2 separate regions of the Mus musculus genome follow, and region 2 is linked to region 1. The links are chromatin loops, found by intact Hi-C in ENCODE. Cell type or tissue: left cerebral cortex. All regions are shown on one strand. Links, peaks and the distances in the headings refer to the core of each region. The heading gives the core; the rest is flanking DNA.

Region 1 (9,149 bases), core at 299-8,298:
ATAGTAAAAACTTGTTTTCAAATAGTATAAAAATAAAAATAAAATTGAATGGCTCATTCAGTTTGCTCCTTAATAGGCACTATAGAACAAATAAGGTTTGATGCGTCCAAATAAATTTCCAAATGGCATAAAAACACCAGAATCATAATAGAGGATTTGAAAAGCTAGTTTATCCATGACATCTCATAGTCAATTGATTTTTCATTTTCTTCAGTTCCTAAGGAAACAGATGAGAAATATTCAATACGAACTCCCACACACATACAAAGCTCTACCTTAAGAAAACCTTCAGAAGCAGCAACTGACTCCATCTGATATAGTGGTGGGGTCTCAGTAAGTGGTACTGAATTACAAACTAAGAAAAAGAGAGCAGACTAGAAGATAAAAACTGCTATACCTCTAACCACGACAAGCTAGCTTACTGATATATGTAAGACACTGTAAAGTGGCCAACCGCAAACTATTCCCAAAAAATTAAAGGCAAGGTGTCTCAAAAAAGTGCATTTAAAAAAATATGTTACACAAAGTTATGGAGTTGTTTTTTTCTATAACTTTTTCTATAACGGATGAAGTCACTATTAAAGAAAAGCAAAAGAAAACTCTAGATAATAGGAAATTTCTAGCTCAAGGACTGAATTAAGAAAACTTGTATTTTATGAAAGTAATATTGGTTGCAGTATTTGGATACACTTGGAAAAACCTAAAAACAGAGAAAGTGTTTGGGTAAGGGGTCCAGAGCCTAGAAGCTGAATCTGAAGAGTCCAGCTCCTAAACAGCAGAGTGAGCATCCCGAATTCACAATTCAAAAGTCTGAAATGCTACAAAGTGTGCATCTTTTCAGCTCAAACATAACAGCACAAGTGGAGAACTCTATACTGTAAATTGTTTCATCTACTGAGTTATTGTGAGTAATGCATAAAATAATCTTTTGGCTAAGTATATACAGCATATGGAAAAATAAATAAATTTTGTATTTCACTTATAGGATCTATCCACAAGATATTTATTACATATTTGCAAATACTCCAAAATTAAAAAAAAAAAAACTAGAAGGCCCAAACAAGTATTTGTTCCAAGAATTTGCATAAAAGATGTACTTAAAATAGGAATTCTATAATTCTATAATCATTATCCCTGTAATCACTTTCAAGTCATTGGCTATGATATTCCTTGAAACCATTAAATGAATTAAAGTACTTTAAAATTGTTTCAGCCAAAGTTGATTTTGCTTCCTCTGTATAATATTCATCATTTTAACCAACCATCATTATATGAATGGTATAAATATTTTCATTGATATTTAGTGGAAATCCTTTAGAACAGACCTCTTTCATCTTCATATAGAGAACTACTTACTTCTATATTTGGAAGAGTTATTGTCACCTGTTCACCTTTGCCAACCTCAAGATTTCCTTCACAAGAAGTATCAATAGAAGCAGGTTTGAAGTCATCTAAAAATAGATATAAATATCAATGTTTATAAGATAGACAATGTATTACTCATGACTGTGAACAGAGAGTGACAGAAGCAGCTAAGAGGATTATTTTGACTCACTGGGTAGTTTTGTTTTAACTACTTTTATTGTATGTGTATGCATGTTTTGTTTCCTTGTATGCACGCGCTGGAGCCCAAGGAGGCCAGAAGAGACCAATGGATCCTCTGGCACTGGGGTTAGAGATAGATATAAGTGCCATGTTGGGTAGTTAGAACCAGATCCAGACCCTCTGGAAAAGTAGCAAGTCCCTTCCTTAATTGTTAAGTCCCTTGGGGCACTGTTTAAAGAGTACAATCCATCAGAGCAAGGAAGGGATGCCAAGGTCCACACTGGTCAGGGAACCGTAAGCATCAACATCATCCAATCCTAGTTTAAACTAGCATGTTTTCTGATATTTACTCCCAGTAACACTTGACTACTCTTGGTGGGTGGACCCACTTGAATAGAAGACCTTTCTGTCGTCACTACTTATTAGCTCATCCTGTGACAATAACAAATGATGTCACTGAAACAGGAGATTTACTAATTATTAACTCTTACATAGATATAAATTATAATGCTGGTGGTAGCCCAAATCCAAAATTAACTCTAATGAGTTATTGAAGATCTCTGCAGTGAATCTTTGTTGCTAAAAGTTGTCATTGTTACATTTAAGCAAGTTGCATGCATCAGTACTCCTCGTACATAATTGAATAGAACTCATAAAAACTAATGGTGGCTATTATTTATTCTTTACCATGTTCTAAATACCATGTTAGATTCTTTTTTATGTTACCACAACCTCTCTAGGAAAGAATCCAAAAAGGTAGATATTACCATTTTCACCTATGAATACTGTGGTTGAAAGCTTAGAGACTGTTCCCAAAGTCACGTTACACACAGGTTTGGTGAAGTTCAGGGTTCACATACAGGCTTATCTGAAGCATTCGTATAAAAGATAGGCAAGATTTATCCCATATATGAGACAAAACAATACTTAATCTCAAATAGCATTGGCTTGAGTGGTTTAAATTAGGTCCACCTGCTCTGCATAAATGTCAAATACTATATGATATAGTTTCCATTCCTTACGAGTTCTTGAGACTGAGGGGACACTGGAAATGAACCTGTTCAAATAAACCTAAAAGGATTCTGTGTAATATTATACTTAATTGGATAGGGTGGGGCGGGGGGGGGGGGAGACAGTATTTTTTTAAGTCTTCTGCAGGACTAAGGGTGGAGTCTAAGCTTGTTTACTGTGCTTGTGATTATGCTTTGTCTTTTGGCATATGCTTGTTTATTGTCATTCTTGTGGCTCGATTATCCGACTCTAATTTGGAAAATATGTTTTCAACATCTTAAGAACTTTTGTAAAGCCGGGATGTAGCTCAGCGATAGAGCACTTGACTAGTATGCACAAAGCCCTGGGTTTGAGTTCTAACGCTGTAATTAATCCTGTAAAGAACCCATAAATAAAAGTCTTAGGAACACCTGCAAGGCACTTTTCAAAAGCTGTATTTCATTCATTTAATTTTGGATTTGCATCTGTAGGAAGAGAATGCATATCTAAGCTGTAAAATATATATACATCGAGGGACTGGAGAGATGTTTCAGAAGTTAAGAGCACCACTGGCTGTTCTTACAGAGAACTTGGGTCCTTCTCAGCACCAGCATCAGGTCACTGATAGCCACGGTTAACTCCACTTACAAGGGACTTGAGGCTCTCTTGCGGTCTCTGAGGGCACTGCATAATATGATGTGCATATATAGACTCAGGCCCACACATACACATAAAAAAAATAAACATATCTATCACTAAATAACTTTTTTGTAACTTTAAACTTTGTACTGAAAAACAAAAGATCACTGCATGCCTGAGAAGAAGGAAGAGGAAAAGGACATAGTACTTGGGAAAGGGGCATTGAGAGGTCAGTTAAGAACAGTACCTTGCTTTTGGAAAGGGGAGAGACAGAGAGACAGAGAGAGAGAGGGGGAGGGAGGGGAGGGAGGGAGGGAGGGAGGGAGGGAGGGAGAGAAGGAGAGAGGGAGAGAGAGAGAGAGGGAGAGAGAGAGGGAGGGAGAGAGGGAGAGAGACTATGGCTGCACAACACTCACTGATTCATTGTGGGGAACTCTGGATGGTAACCCAGAGCAAAATAAACAAGGAGCACTACTGAAGTTCTGTTGGTAAACTTCTCCCATTTATTCCACCAAAACATGATATTTTTGCTTAATGCAGCCTTTTTATAAAGCTTAAATATAATCAATGGAAGGTTAAACCCATTGGTTCTTCCTACATTTACTCTGAGTTATTATAGATGAATTGTCTACAACTTAAACTTTGAAGACTGAGTTTTAAATGAGTGTTTTTCAGAATATAAACCTTGTAAGGAAAAGGACAGAATGGTGGAGAATGTAGGACAAGCAGACAGTAAAGAAGAGCTGGGCTGCAAAAGAGATGTGAAAAAAAATCTACAATTTCACACACACACACACACACACACACACAGAGGTCACAACTCAGTGACCTTTCCCTTATGCGCTAGAATTCTGTGGCCTATTATGCAAAAAAGAAGTTTTACATACAAAATTAAGTTATATTTTTCGTGCTGGCATCTCATTTAATTACTAAAACGAAAAGGCTCATTATAACCTCTTTTTCAACAATATTAGAGATAACCTATTAAAATAGATCCCAGAGAACAAAACACCAAAGGGTAGAAATCATTAGGAGGTAGATTTTTAAAGTAAAGAAACTAGATAAAAAAATCTTTCAATTTTTGATAATCAGTAATTACTTAGTTGACCATGAAATCTGAGATGGAAAGAGATACAAACGATTGAGACAGCTGACAATCTCTTCCCAAGAACAAACTAAATGGGAACCCTCATCAGCCAGAATGGGGAAGAAATGTCCTTGTGGCCTCTCCACATCACTTTTGCCCTGCATTCGGTCCTTTGTTCCATCTGTCTGTCACCTTTTCAAACTCTGCACCATCCACTTGTCACGCTAGTCTCCACAGCCACCCGTGCAGATCGTCCCACAAAACTTCCTCTCAGGTCTGTCAGTCTCACTTAAACCCTTCCAGGGTTCTCCTACACTGTGGGACGCCAGGTGCCTGCACAGAGGCTGGCAACTGGGTAGTGGATCACTGTGCCATCTGGTCTCCCGGGGAGCAAAGAGCGGCGGGGACAGAATTACAGAATCCGGAGGAGTCTGTCTCCATACCACCCTCCCATCCCAGAAGGAACCCGGGGTACAGTCTGCACTCACAGCGCACGGTGTGGAAGGCACAGCGCGGCTGCTTCTCGAAACTTTCGCCTAGCTTGAGAACCCGCTCGCGACGGTCCAGGTATGCAAGTCCCGCTGGTCCACTCATCCTCGTCCCCTGCCTCCCGCTTTTGGCCTTCGCCGTCCCCTGCCACAGCCTCTGGAACAGCTGCACTGGCTGCGAGCTTGAGTTCGGTGCCCGGGACCAGCTCCTTTCACCTCCAGACGCGTGCGGCCGCCCCTTGGAGCGCCCCGAGTCTTGATTGGCTGTCTGGAGACACCTGCCCCGCCCCTCGCCCCAGGGCCCCGCCCCGCCCCTGGCCACCATCCCCGCCCCTAGCCCCCTTCCCGCGTCGCGACGCACACAGCTCGGCGGAGACCGCCTCGCTGAGGTACGCTGTGCGGGTCGGGCCCTGAGGTGGACGGACGCGGGGAAAGAGATGAGGTAACAGACCCGAGATGGCGGCTGGGATGGAGGAAAGGCCCTAGGGGGGCGGGGAAGCTAGGACGCCAGACACCCAGGGCAGAACTGCCTGGCGGGGCCTGGTAACGGGAGCGTGGGCCTCCTCCGCGCCGGGCCCGCAGGTTTGGTGTGGAAACGGACGCCTGACGAGAGGTGGCGGCCGGGCCCAGGCCTGGGGCCTCCTGAGGCCTAGCTGCTCTGAGGCGGGTCTGGAACCCCAGCCGCGCCCCCTCAGGTGATGTGACCAGACTGGAAACCTCTGGAAGCCGCGCAGTTACCTTTAAGGGCCGTTCATTTATTTATTTTTTCTTCTTTCTTTCTTTCTTATTTATTTATTTATTTATTTATTATTTTTTAATTAGCCCTTTAAAAACACAGGCTTTTCCCGCCGGGGTTAGGACCTGAGGAGGGGGCGTTTCCGGAGGCGACGGAGAAGCCTAGGGTTAGGGGTAACTGACTGCTGTACGTTTGTTTCTGGCATTTGTTTCTGTAGTGATTCCTGGAAGCACTGAAGAGCGCGGCCTTGGGACTCTTGATTTCTCAGAGATCAGTCTAGCAGTAGGGTAAGAGCGTCAATTGATTGATAATTGCCTTCACACACACACACACACACACCCCACCTCACAGAAGTGTTATGAAGTAGGAGAAAGCGTGCTTTGTATTGGAGGATTATTCAGAGAAAGTCTACAGTGAGCCCCCTCAGGTGATTCTTCAGGTTAATTGTGGCATCAGACTATGCTTTCAGCACTTCTACCTTAAATAGGTTTGTCAATTTATTTTTTTCAGATGGATGAGGGATTATTTTTTGCCTTCTACCCTTTAAAGATACAAGGAGAGATTGTTCAATGTATTTATGCACGAAGGTTCTGAAGCCAGAATCTCTGGGCTTGTACGTCAGCTTCATACTCTCAATGTGATTTTTGTGCAAGCAAATCAAACAAATGTGTTTATCATTAGAATTGGGGAAATAATAATAGCTATGTAAAAAATAATGCCATTCCTTAGAATTGTTGAGGTGGTTAAATGAGTTAATACATGCTCTCTAAATAATTATTTTGGGTTCAGCAATACTTTCATATTTTTAGACTTAATCATTGCTGAATGCCTTATAAATTTTGAAGTCTAGGGACAAGGGATGGCTATTATGTTCATAGATGAAAACACTGGTTTAGAGAAACCCAGGTGGTTGATTTTGTGGCCATCTAATGTCAAGAGGGATTTGTTCAGTGGCACAAGTGAGTGGATGTATACTTTCACATTGATTTTATTACCATATTGTATAAAGTAATTTGCAATCAGAATGGCCACCAGTGAAGGGAATGTTTAAGCATATTTTGATGAATTCTTACAAAGAACAGGATAATGTAGACACCGGAAAGAGTAAGACAACATGCATTCTCTTGGAAAGTTTTACATCTTCTACATGCTAGGAATGTTATTGGGCTTTCTTTAAAATAGTTTCAGTGGATTTGTCTATTAATGATTTATATTTTACTCAAGAAGAGGGTCTCACTATAGTTCTGGTTGTCTTGAAACTCACTATATAGAGGTCCGTCTTGAACTCACAGAGATCCACCTGCCTCTGTTTCCCAAGTGCTGAGATTTAAAGGCATGTGCCACTATGTCCAGCTAAGTTTTATTTTTCTTAACTGCACATTTAAGATGATTATGGTAACTATTTCATAACCCCATTGAAAGGATAAAATAATGCATTAAAACCCATTTAGCACAGTTCTTCATAATAAATATGTTTATTAATTAAAATATGTTTTATATTAATGATACTATTGAGCTTCAAATACTTATATAGAAAAGTTATAAAGAAAAGTTTTAGTAAAAAACTATAGAAAACTACCTAGAAAACTATATAGACTTATATAGAAAAGCTTTAGTAAAAAAAAATTGAGGTGTGGATTTTTGAATTTTAGAATTGATAGACTATAAGTAATTTTAAATTTTGTTATAATTTCATAACATTTCTTAGGTCTAGTATGTGGGGTTTTCCAAACCATCTCCAGGTTCAGTGATTAGGTGGACGGGCTCACAGGATTCAACACATACATTGTCTTATTTGTAGCTGTACTTTATAGTGAAGATATGTAAAGCAAAGTCAGTAAAGTGAAAAGATCATATAGGATACAATCCGCAGAAAACCAAGCACAGTCTTCCAAGACCCACTTCTAGTAGAATTACAGAGTATACATAATTTCTTAAGGAAAACAGTTGTGACCATACCTGTGAAGTATTTTCTATTAGAGATGCCTATCAGACACTCAGTGACCAGAATTTTTACTGGTTTGTATTGAAAGATTGGTTCTTTATGCCAATACTAAGAGGTAATGGAACCATCAAGATATCATTGGGCTCACCACCCTCAAAAGAATTGATAAAGTTTTTGTAAGAGTTTAGATAGTCCTTAAGAGAAGACTGTTAATAAAAAGGCCTGCCCCCCTCCTTAGTCTCTCTCAAGTCTTTTGTGCTATATATCTTCTATTCATGCTATCATACCATCTGTAATATGGGAAAGCCAAGACAATTTTCACCAGAAGCCAGTGCCCTGACATAAGGCCCTTGAACTTCCAGAACTGTGAGCTAAATAAACCTCTTGGTAAAATGCCTCAGGTATCTATTATGTATTGAAAATCAGACAAAGAAAATACCAGAATTCTCAGAATCTAAAAGGAAAACATGTTTATTTACCACAACCATTATATTTATAATAGATTTGGCACAGTGATCTAAGCTTATAAGAGAACAATAAAAATCCTTCTGAAATCCACATTCTAGATACTAGCCAACAGCCAGTCTTGTAAAATGACCTTTGAAGAAAAGGCTGTAGTTAAGCCTGCCATATCAACTCGTTGTACAGTCTGTTTCTCCTGTATGAAGTCTATATTAGAATTGTTGCACAGAGAGAGTAAATGTGAAGCTGGTACAATTTCTGATTCTTAATACATTTGAGTTTTTAAAAATTATTATGTTTAAGCATAGGTGGTAGAAAAAAATGAAGCCAGCCGGTACAGACCCAAGGATCTTGTCTTTAGCTGCTGAAGTTGCAAAAAGTCCTGAACAAAATGTTCCTGTTATATTATTGAAGTTAAAAGGTAAGAAAATACTTTTATAGTTAGGAAAGACATTAGGTAAATACTAGTTCTGTCATGACACAATGTTAGTATTTTAATTTGTTTGGAGAAACCTTAACACTGTGGAATAAAATTCTCTTTTTTGCTATATTTTTAATGATCACAACATATAAATACAAGTATCTCTTGGATGAATTGAGCAAAAATAAGTATATATTATTTTCTTTTTCCTTAGAAATAATAAACAACACCCCTTTGGGAAGCTCAGAGTTAAAGAAAGTTAAACAAGATATATATTGTTATGACCTCATTCAGTATTGTCTATTGGTCCTCAGTCAAGATTCTTCTCGAATCCAGGGTGGTTGGTCTACAATTTCCCAGCTTACACAGATACTAAGGTAAAATGAAGCAAACAGATCAGCTTGTTCTAATTTTCAATAATTATTTTTTTGTCATTCTATTAAGAATAGGAATCTCCTATATGTTTTGATTGTACTTATCTTTCACACTGTATGCTCTTGTTTGTAACTTCAGGTGCAATTGATTGTCCTAAGATTTCTTTACACATGATTATGTCGTTTGTTTGCCACTTGAGTCCTACTTAACTAATGTATTCTTTTTGACTCAAATATTTGAAGAAATTAAAGCTCTGTACTTGGAAAACTTAACAGTAGAGATTGAGTAGCAGTGGTACTTGATACAAACACAATGAATAGGTGACAGAATGAAAGTATATAGCAAAGAACTGTAGAAGAACAAGTATAGAAACTTCATTTCATTTGTAATGATATTGCTATTTAAACTGTATATTTATCAGGAAGCCCAAATCCTGTACATGAAATTTAGAAGCAGTGTTT
Region 2 (9,149 bases), core at 608-8,607, 780 kb before region 1:
GGAATTATTTGCCTCTTTTCCACTTTGCACAGTGGGGAGGCTAGGTTTTACTTGGATGAAAGCAACAAAACAAAGACAAGTCATTCTTTAAGAAAATGTATTTGTTCCTCTACAGCATTAATAGGGAAGTGGAATACATCTGTGCAAAATACATGTCTGCAAAGTGAGTCTCAGATTGTATCCTTTGTAAAGCAGGTTTCTTGTTGCAGCCTTACTCCTGGGTTTTCCAAATACTTCTAGTCTGTTTTGGCCTTCATAGCTGCCTCCTCTCTCAGACGGGCTTTCCTTTCCAGGTTCAAGCTTGTTAAAGACTCATGTCTTTTCGCAGCCTAAAAGGAAATACATTTGGAGAGATGATGGCAGGTCTGGAAGGCTGTTCTCCCCTTGTGCTGAGAGCAGTAGGCTAGCTGTGCAGCACAGGCCAGGAGTGGTCAGCTGCCTGGACACTGGACAGTCATGCTCTCTACACACCTTCCACCCCCTCCCGGGAGAGAAATACACAGCTCCCCCTTCTCTGCATGTGCGGCCTCTCTACAATCCCATGTCTTCTTCACACCCTTCCCTATTCTACAATATACAGCACTTCACCTCCACTTTTCTCCTTTCTGCTTCCCTAACTCGTGTACACTTTCCTGTCTTTCTAGCCTTTTCTTTTAACAAAACATGCAGCTTTGGGAATCCCTGATGACTTCTAGAATTATCTATCCCAGAACTCCACCCCTTCAAAGCAACTGGCAGCAGGGGAGCCCCTGCCATTTCTTTGGCTTCCCTCAATGGGAACTGTTAAAGTTGTATGAAGCTTCTATAATCAGACCAATGTTTATGTCAAGTATGTGGATTTTCTGACATCCATGTTACTGCACATGTGAAGAGTTTGGTGGGAGGAGAAAATGGATGGGAAACAAATGTCAGCGGTAAGACAAAGCATGATGGTAACTAACTCCTCTCCTAAATGACGTTAGCGCAAAAGCTTCTCCTCCTAGCACAGCCTGGAAGGTGCTGGAGGACGTCCTAGGGGGATTCACTCCTGGAGATCTTGAACGTCAGCCAGCCATCTCTCACACTTCTAGAAACCCACGTGCCCGTGCACAGGCTTCTAAAGCTTTCAGTCTGAGAACCATGAATGGGAGGTCAGAGGTCACACGAGGAGATGGGAAAAGTGAAGTAGAACAGGCTCACTTTCAAGAGAACTTCTCCCAGGTCAGCCCCCGTGGCCCTTTGTGCCCCTATGAGGCCAGACTGAAATGGCTAGTGCGTTTATGTGACCGCAGTGTCACCGCAGAGTCCCCAGTTCCCTTCCTTTTTACTCTGGAGTTGCTCAGGAGAAGATCAGTTGACAAGTGCTTCTTCAGAGGTAGCTTTTAAATATGGACTAACAGTTTCTCTGTGTGAAAGCTGTAACACAGAACTAGACATGATTTTCAAAGTGTGTGTCTGAGTTTAAAAGCAGGCGCACACACACTACATTTTACTTATTTTTATTTTGTGTGTATAGATATTTACCTGTATGTATGTACATGTACACATATGTGCATGGTATCTGTGAAGGCCAGAAAAGGGTGCCAGGTTCCCAGGAACTGGAGTTACAGATGGTTGTAAGCTGCCATGTGGGTGCTGGGGAACCGAACCTGGGTATTCTCTACAAGGGCAGCAAGAGGCCCTAACCACTGAGCCATTTCTCCAGCCTCCAGAGTAACTATATCTTAATAACAAGATGGTTTAATAGGATATTTGGTACATGCAAAATTAGATCTAAAGTTTTTCTTTTGATTATTTTTGTTTTGTCTGTAGAGCCCTGGCTGTCCTGGAACTCACTCTGTAGACCAGGCTGGCCTCAAACTCAGAAATCCGCCTGTTTCTGCCTCCCAAGTGCTGGGATTAAAGGCGTGTACCACCACCGCCCAGCTTGAATTTTTTTTTTTTTTAATTTCAAGTTTTTGTCTCCATTTACTATGTGAGTTCTGGAAAGTGTATGGTGCATGTGAGCTTCAGGTTCCTTCATTACAAAGCCTGCTGAGAGAAAGCGCTCTCAGGTTCTCACATCCAGTGAGCTTAACAGTTGCTGCTGTAGAGCACACATTCTGTACTGAGGAGCAATTTTAGCTTTACCTCAATTATGTCTAGGTTCCAATTCTGTCATTAGGGAAATGCATGGCTTTGGGCAAGTATATGCCAATACTTACTTTAAAACGCTATTATTTATTGTGTGTGTGCAAACACACATGTGCTCCAGAGTGCATGTGGAACATCCAGGGTGAGTCTTAGGAGTTGGGTCTCTCCTACCAGCTATTGGGACGAAGAGACTGAACTCATGTCATCAGGCCTCTGCCGCTGAGCTCTCCTTCTCCAGCCTGCTGCTAAAGCATCCGAAGCTACACTTTCCTCCTCTCATGGTAGCATCTGTCTAGCAAAGCAGTTGTGAGGGGCACATGAGGACACCACTCAGAAGGGCCTGGAGTGCACTGAGCACTCAGTCAGTACACTAATACAGAGTATTCTGCGAGCCAGTAAATTCACACGACGTGTTCCCCTTCACAGAGCTAAGGTGTGAGCCAGGCACCACGTTCCTCCATCTTTGGGGAAAGCATGGTGAGGCCGAGAGGAGCCCACTCTCACCTTCTTGCCCTCAATAACCATATAGATGCATCCTGCCACGGTCAGGGCAATCATTAGATAGCTGACCTTCACCCGGAGCTTGTTCTTCGCAGCATCAAGCATCTCAAATCTAGCAACAGAACGAGAAAGCCGTATTAACCCTTCTCTTTCTCAACTTGTAGCAGGATCAAACACTGTGCATCGCAACGTTTTCTATTCACAGACAGTGATGTCTGTGAATAGAAAAAAGAAGCTAGGACCTAGGGACCTCATAGCACCTTGGAGAGGGTTGACCAAGTTCAAGACTAATCTTTTTGGTTGTTCTTGGAGACAGGGTCTTTCTTGCTTTATAGCCCAGGCTGGCCTTGAACTCATTCTTCTCTCAAAAGCTCTGCTATGAGCTAAAGTAAACTCACAAAGACACAGTTCAGAAAGAAAACAAACGTGGAGGAGTTAATATACTTTTTGTACTCCACATTTTCACTTTTTGGGGGAGCGGAGGGTTAAGACAGGGTTTCTCTGTGTAGTCCTGACTGTCTCCAGGTGGGAGAAGGACCCTGAGCACACACAATGAGACATAAGAGCTGGAACCTGGGAGGCAGAATTGTGCATGGAGCTCTCCAGGCTCTGAAACTGACCCTGCAGGATGGAAGGAACCAGGGACAAATTCTAAAGACAGTGAATGCTTACTTAACTGCTTAACTAAAATCATTGGAGATCCCACCAGCCACAAAAACATTTTTAACAGGTGTGGTGATTTGAATGAGACTGTCATCCCACAGTCTAGAGCAAATAAATCCTTGGTTGACTTGGACCAGGAGGCTGTTCTTCAGTGACAGGTTCCTAAGGGGAAGAGTTGAGGATGAGGAAATAAAGAAGATGGGAAGTCAGGACCAGGAGGCCGTGCATAAGCTGATAGCTTATGCCAAGCAAGTTTATTAAGAAGAACACAATTTGTTTGTTTGTTTGTTTGTTTTTTTTGAGACAGGGTTTCTCTGTGAAGCCCTGGCTGTCCTGGAACTCACTCTGTAGACCAGGCTGGCCTCGAACTCAGACATCCACCTGCCTCTGCCTCCCAAGTGCTGGGATTAAAGGCGTGCGCCACCACTGCCCGACAGAAGTACACAATCTTATAGAGTCTTCGAGGAGGATGGGACAGAGTCAGCAGAAAGCTGCCATACAATGCTTCTCGAAAGGATCCCAGGCTATCTCAAGTGTGTCACACACAGACAATTCCAATTTCTCCAGGGGAAAGGCAGGTTCCCAGGAACCTAAACGTTAAGTCCTTTGAGGCCCTGGTCTCAGACTAGAACCTTGTCATGTCTGCTCCTGGGCAACAACACAGAACTAGCATTCTTTCTGTCCTTTACTCAGGGCTTTGTCTCCAATAGGTGGCACTGTTTGGGGAGGATTAAGAGGCGTAGTCTTGTTGGGAGAAGTATGAAGCTGAGGACGGGCTATGAGGTCTCAAAGCCACATGCTTTTCCTAGTTCACCCTCTCTGTCTCCTGCTTACAGTTTGACAGTCTCATGTCTGCAGCCTGCTGGGCCCTCACCATCTGGAAGTCATAGTGTTGTATAGAAGCACCTTAAAAGGAACTGATACAACACCATTTTATGTGATTGGTCAACTAAATCTTACGATCCTCCCAAACAGTGGCACAGCTTACACTGAGGAGACCAGTTATAAATAGATTTAAGGGTGGCCATGACAGTTGCCACCCATCTCAAAAGGAACACGTTTGATTTAAAAAAAAAAAAAAAAAAAAAGATCACAGGAAGTTGCAAGGAAAATGTGGTAGGAACTGGAGGAATAGGTAGCTAAATGAAATCAAATCACACTTCATGTATGTATGAATTCCTCAGAGAATGATAATAATGAAAGGCGAGATAGTATCGGGTCTGAGAAGATCTTTGAAGGAGACAAGGGAGGCAAGGTTTGCTGAGCAAACACTGAACAGCACCCTTCCCCACGCCCCACCCCCTGGTGTAGATCATCTCGTTTCTGCTAAGATATTATCAAGGAACCAGGGCACGAGCAAGAGCTGGGCTAAGGAAGACTACAGCTTTCCTGCTGCTAATTCCAGGGACGATGACGTGCTCTCTCTAAAGCTCTCCCACCCTGCTCATAGCAGGGCGCTATGAGCGTGACACAGATACAACCTGCCTATCTGGGCAAGACGTGCTGCTTGAACGCTGGTCTTTTTCAACTGTGACTTGAGGCCAGAGGCAGAAGGCCCAGAACTAGTTTCTCGTTGACAGGGAACTTAGTTAAGCCCCTTACTCTGAGGAGAAGAACGCCCACAGCGGAGAGCTTCACTCCTGGCCAACATGCTGGCCAGTCAGGGCCTATAGCATAAGACTGAGACAGGTTTGTCCCCAGGGGAAGTATGACAATGCCTGGAGACATTCTTGAAGAAAGTACTGCTTCATCAAGAGGTAGAGGCCAGGGATATGGTTAAACATCTTTCAGCATACATGGCGGTTCATAAAGCCTAAAATATTCCAGTTCAAAGTGTCAACAGTACTAACTAAGGCTGCAAAACTCTGGCTTAGGGGAACCTGAAGAGATCACTTAGAAATTCGGAAAAAGTCTAAGTTGCAGCAGAGGGTTAAGGAGGCAGGTGGGAGAAGAAACCCCTCCTGGTTACCAGCGTGACCAGCGCAGGACAAGGGCAAGGTTTAATTTGCTTGGGTCTTTGAGGTTTCAGTCCCAGATTAATGCATCCATGGCTTTGGGTCTGTGTGGGGGCAGGATACCCTGCAGAAGTGTGAGAGGATGGGGCCGGGTAGTACTTACCTTGAAGGAAGCAAAAAAGCTGAAGAGATTAGGATCCCTGAATCTTTCCCATGAGGCCTTACCCCCCACCCCTAGTCCCTCCTTTTGGTTTTGAGATAGGATTTTTCTATGTGGTCCTGGCTGTTCTGGAACTCACTCTAAAGACCAATCAGGCTGGCCCTGAACTCAGAAATTCACCTGCCTCTGCCTCCTAAGTGCCAGGGCTAAAGGTGCCACCACCACCTGCCTAGGCCTCACCTCTTAATGTTTCTATGACTTCCCAAGAGAGTCAACACCTGTGGGCACTTGGAAGCTGTTTAAGATCCAAACTAAAGCAGCTGCATCCAATTACTCCCAAGACTGACACTTGTGTGGATGCTGTAGGTCATAGTTACGATCATTATGCTAAGCTTAAAAACAAACTAAACTAGTGCATATTACCATTTCGCGCTGTTCTGGAGCTAGGAGATGTAACTAAACAACAGCTGACTTCAGCACCTGACAGATCCCTCAGTCGCTAGGAAACAAGCTACAGTTTCCCAGCACTCTGTTCTGGGTACTCCTAAGTGGGAACATGTAGAGAATGAGGGATGTTCGTTCCTACATCTGGTCAGCAGGTTTTACACAGGACGCAAATGCACTCTGCTTTTCCCACTACAGACCAGTGAGAACTGCAGGCCGAATACAGGCCCAGCTCAGCACTCACGAGATTGTCTCTGGGATCTCTTCCTCCTTCTTGAAGCGGCCTGACCACAGCAGGATCTTCTTCTCAAAATCTGTGGGCTTGTGCAGCGGCACCCCGTGTCTGTAAGACTCTGTGGGGAAAACAGGAATCTGGCTTGAGACTTTAATGCTCAAATCAAGTGATGAAAAAAAATGCTATTTGTATCTTTCAGTTATTCATTTAACACAGACACCAGGAGACTGCAGGCTGGCCCAGAGCTTCATGTTATGTGAGCAGGATTGCACAGAATGCCTCATTTCCCGAGTGACAATTCCACAACACTCTGAGGATTAAGCAGAAGGCATGGAGCCCCACTCACTCTACAGTGGAAAGTTGGATGGAGAGGGTGAGCTGAGATGGTCAGCAAGGCTTGCCTGTCTCTAGGACAATAAGAACAAGGCAAATCAGTTTAGATTAGATCAAAAGACCTTCAACCCCAAGCCAAGGAAAAGATCTGCCTGATGCTGTCTCCTAAGTACTGGGGATTGGTTCTAATTCTTTTAATTAATCTGGCCTCCAAAATCTGGAATCTGCATGTCCCGACAGTGAAACAGTGAAGGTCCTTGTCCCCAATTAAAGAGCCAATGGCCAATGGCTGGGCAGGTAGACTGAGGCAGGACCTTTGGATTTGCATGGGCTAGGAACTGGAAGAGAGGAGAGAAGAGATACGCCATGACAAGGAAGAAGAAAGACCAGATGTAAAGGCCCATGTGAGAATCAGGAAAAGTGGCCACTTAATTCAATTGTGTTTGAGTGGTAGAGATGAAATATAGATTTTAGGGCTGGAGAGATGGCTCAGCGGTTAAGAGTGCTGACTGTTCTTCCAGAGGTCCTGAGTTCAATTCCCAGCAAACACGTGGTGGCTCACAATCATCTGTAACGGGATCTGATGCCCTCTTCTGGTATCTGAAGACAGCTACAGTGTACTCATATGAATAAAAATAAATCTTAACGCTGGTGCCTTTAATCCCAGCACTTGGGAGGCTGAGGCAGGTGAATTTCTGAGTTCGAGGCCAGCCTGATCTACAGAGTGAGTTCCAGGACAGCCAAGACTACATAGAGAAACCCTGCCTGACTCAAAAAACAAAAAAAACAAAACCAAAACAAAACAAAACAAAACAAAAACAAAAAATCCAAACAAACAAACAAACAAAAAAACCCAAACCAACCAAACAACAATAACCCTGTGCCTCAAAAAACCAAAATAAATAAATAAATAAATCTTAAAAGGAAAAATAGATTTTAAAATGATGTTAACTCAGAAGTACCAGAGGGGAGTATTTGCTAGCAGCGAGAAGGAGAAGAACTGCCTAGCCTTTTGAGGTAGTCAAGGCATATTAAAAATAACTGGGGTATATATTTTTCATTCTCTAACCGAGAGGGCAGTTGGGCTGGGAGTGAAACCTGCCAGGAGTAAAAGTGGTTTAGCTAATTCCCATTCCACCCAAGTGCAGGGGCTACAGACCCCATCCATCCATCACAGATGTGCTTTGAAGCAAGGAAGGCATTGTGTATCTCAGTCTTCACACTGGATGGAAGAGAGCAGAGGGGAAGACTGTAGATTGGGCAAAAAGTCCAAGCAGGAGGGAGATCTGATGGAAAAGTGAGGAGCTAGGCTCTGAACCGGAGTTAAGACAGGGAAGGAGTCCGGAGGACCCTCAAACCCGGGGCCTTACTACAAAACGTTATGAAGATGACCAGTTAGGGAGGAAAGGGCACAAAGGCCATCTCAGATTTGTCTGAATGAATCAATGTCCTCTGAGAAGGTCCCATAAGTAAGGAGGGAGAGCCATCGAGGATGCCTTAGGGCACTCACAGGAGGAAGCTGCAGACAGTACCGCTGCTGTGCTACAGCTGTGCACTGCCCTCCTTCCCACAGTGGGGGCAGGGATGAGAGCTTACTTAGCCTCAGGTATGTAGGACAGATATGGCTGAAGTCAGTGTCAAACCTAAAACTTATTATATTTCGTTCCAAACATAATAGCTTGATGTGGTTGAGATGACTCAGTCAATCATGAGGACAGAAGTTCAATCCCCAGGACCTTCCAAAAACAAAACAAAACAAAACAAAGAGCCAGGAGTGAGGGTGCATGCCTAGACTCTCAGCACTGTGGAGGCAGAAGCATTTGCTGGCCAGCCAGTCTGCAAATTGGTGAGCTTCAGATTCAGTGAGTGACTTTGTCTCAAGAAATAAAGTAAGAATGGTTGAGAAAGACAGTTGATGTATACTCGCAGCCTACACACACACACACACACACACACACACACACACACACACACACAGTTGTGCGCCATAACTACATGACTGAGCATGACACAGGAACACTGGCCAACCTCTCGGGGTTCTTCTGACTGTAAATAGTTGTAGGGTGTGGTAGGGATGTGAGCTGCCTATTCCATAAATAGACAAAGCAACACAAACTTACGGGTTGGAGTTTTGGGACTTTCCTGTGGCTTGGTGCAGAATCCATTGATCCTCTTCAAGTCAGTGTTTCTGGTAAACCTTAGAGACGAGGAAGCATTTCTTTCATATAACCTAAGACAATGTCCTAAAAGAGAGATACATATTTTAGAGAGAAAGTCTGATGCTTTTTGAAGCTGAGAAATTCCTGCACGTGGCCGAGTGTGGTGGTGCAGGCCTATAATCCCAGCAGTTAGGAGGGATAGGAAGATCATCAGAAGTGTGAGGCTAGCCTGGGCTACATGGAGTTTCAGGCCAGCTATATAGCAAGACCCTGTTCACCTCCCCTCCCCTCTAAAGACAAGTCATTTATATGCACAAAACACAAATTAACTCCTTGGAAGGCTGAGGCCTGAGGGGGTCACACAGTGAGAAGAGGGTGAGCCCAGGCTACTCTATCTTGAAGAAACAAGCAAAGAAAACAGACAAAATTTCAGCTCTTAGAAAATTTAAGTTAGCTTGTTTAGAAAATAGAATATATGCAAAGCATACAAGACACACACATGTAGGAAAGATGACTGTATCTAACATGTTATGCTTTAAAATAATACAATTACTTTGCTGACTAAGAGACTAGAAATTTATAACGTA

What was found. Hi-C counts contacts between places; a loop is a spot of excess contacts. Peaks named below come from ENCODE experiments on the same cell type or tissue, not always from the same donor. Only the 100,000 strongest peaks of a DNase experiment are listed, where the experiment ranks them.
Region 2: it touches region 1 in a loop (2.3-fold over the local background); 3 of 42 quality-filtered maps call a loop at or near these places.

Annotation. Positions count from the first base shown.
Region 1 is chr16:36,823,302-36,832,450 of GRCm38, forward strand. Eaf2 (ELL associated factor 2) reads right to left here and starts at 4,958. Exons shown (of 6, transcript NM_001113401.1): 1 at 4,750-4,958; 2 at 1,357-1,451. The coding sequence starts at 4,855. It overlaps Iqcb1 (IQ calmodulin-binding motif containing 1), which reads left to right and starts at 5,099. Exons shown (of 15, transcript NM_177128.4): 1 at 5,099-5,191; 2 at 5,703-5,772; 3 at 8,201-8,313; 4 at 8,528-8,690. The coding sequence starts at 8,214. In left cerebral cortex, for the core only: no CTCF peak of the experiment used is centred there; DNase peaks (open chromatin) are centred at 5,034, 5,246 and 5,746; H3K4me3 peaks cover 1,855 bases; H3K27ac peaks cover 622 bases.
Region 2 is chr16:36,043,763-36,052,911 of GRCm38, forward strand. It overlaps Fam162a (family with sequence similarity 162, member A), which reads right to left. Exons shown (of 5, transcript NM_027342.2): 2 at 8,524-8,646; 3 at 6,080-6,188; 4 at 2,617-2,725; 5 at 82-329. The coding sequence ends at 237. Among named protein-coding and RNA genes, the nearest start is that of Wdr5b, 7.1 kb to the left of the region's middle. In left cerebral cortex, for the core only: a CTCF peak has its summit at 3,984 (motif pointing right); no DNase peak of the experiment used is centred there.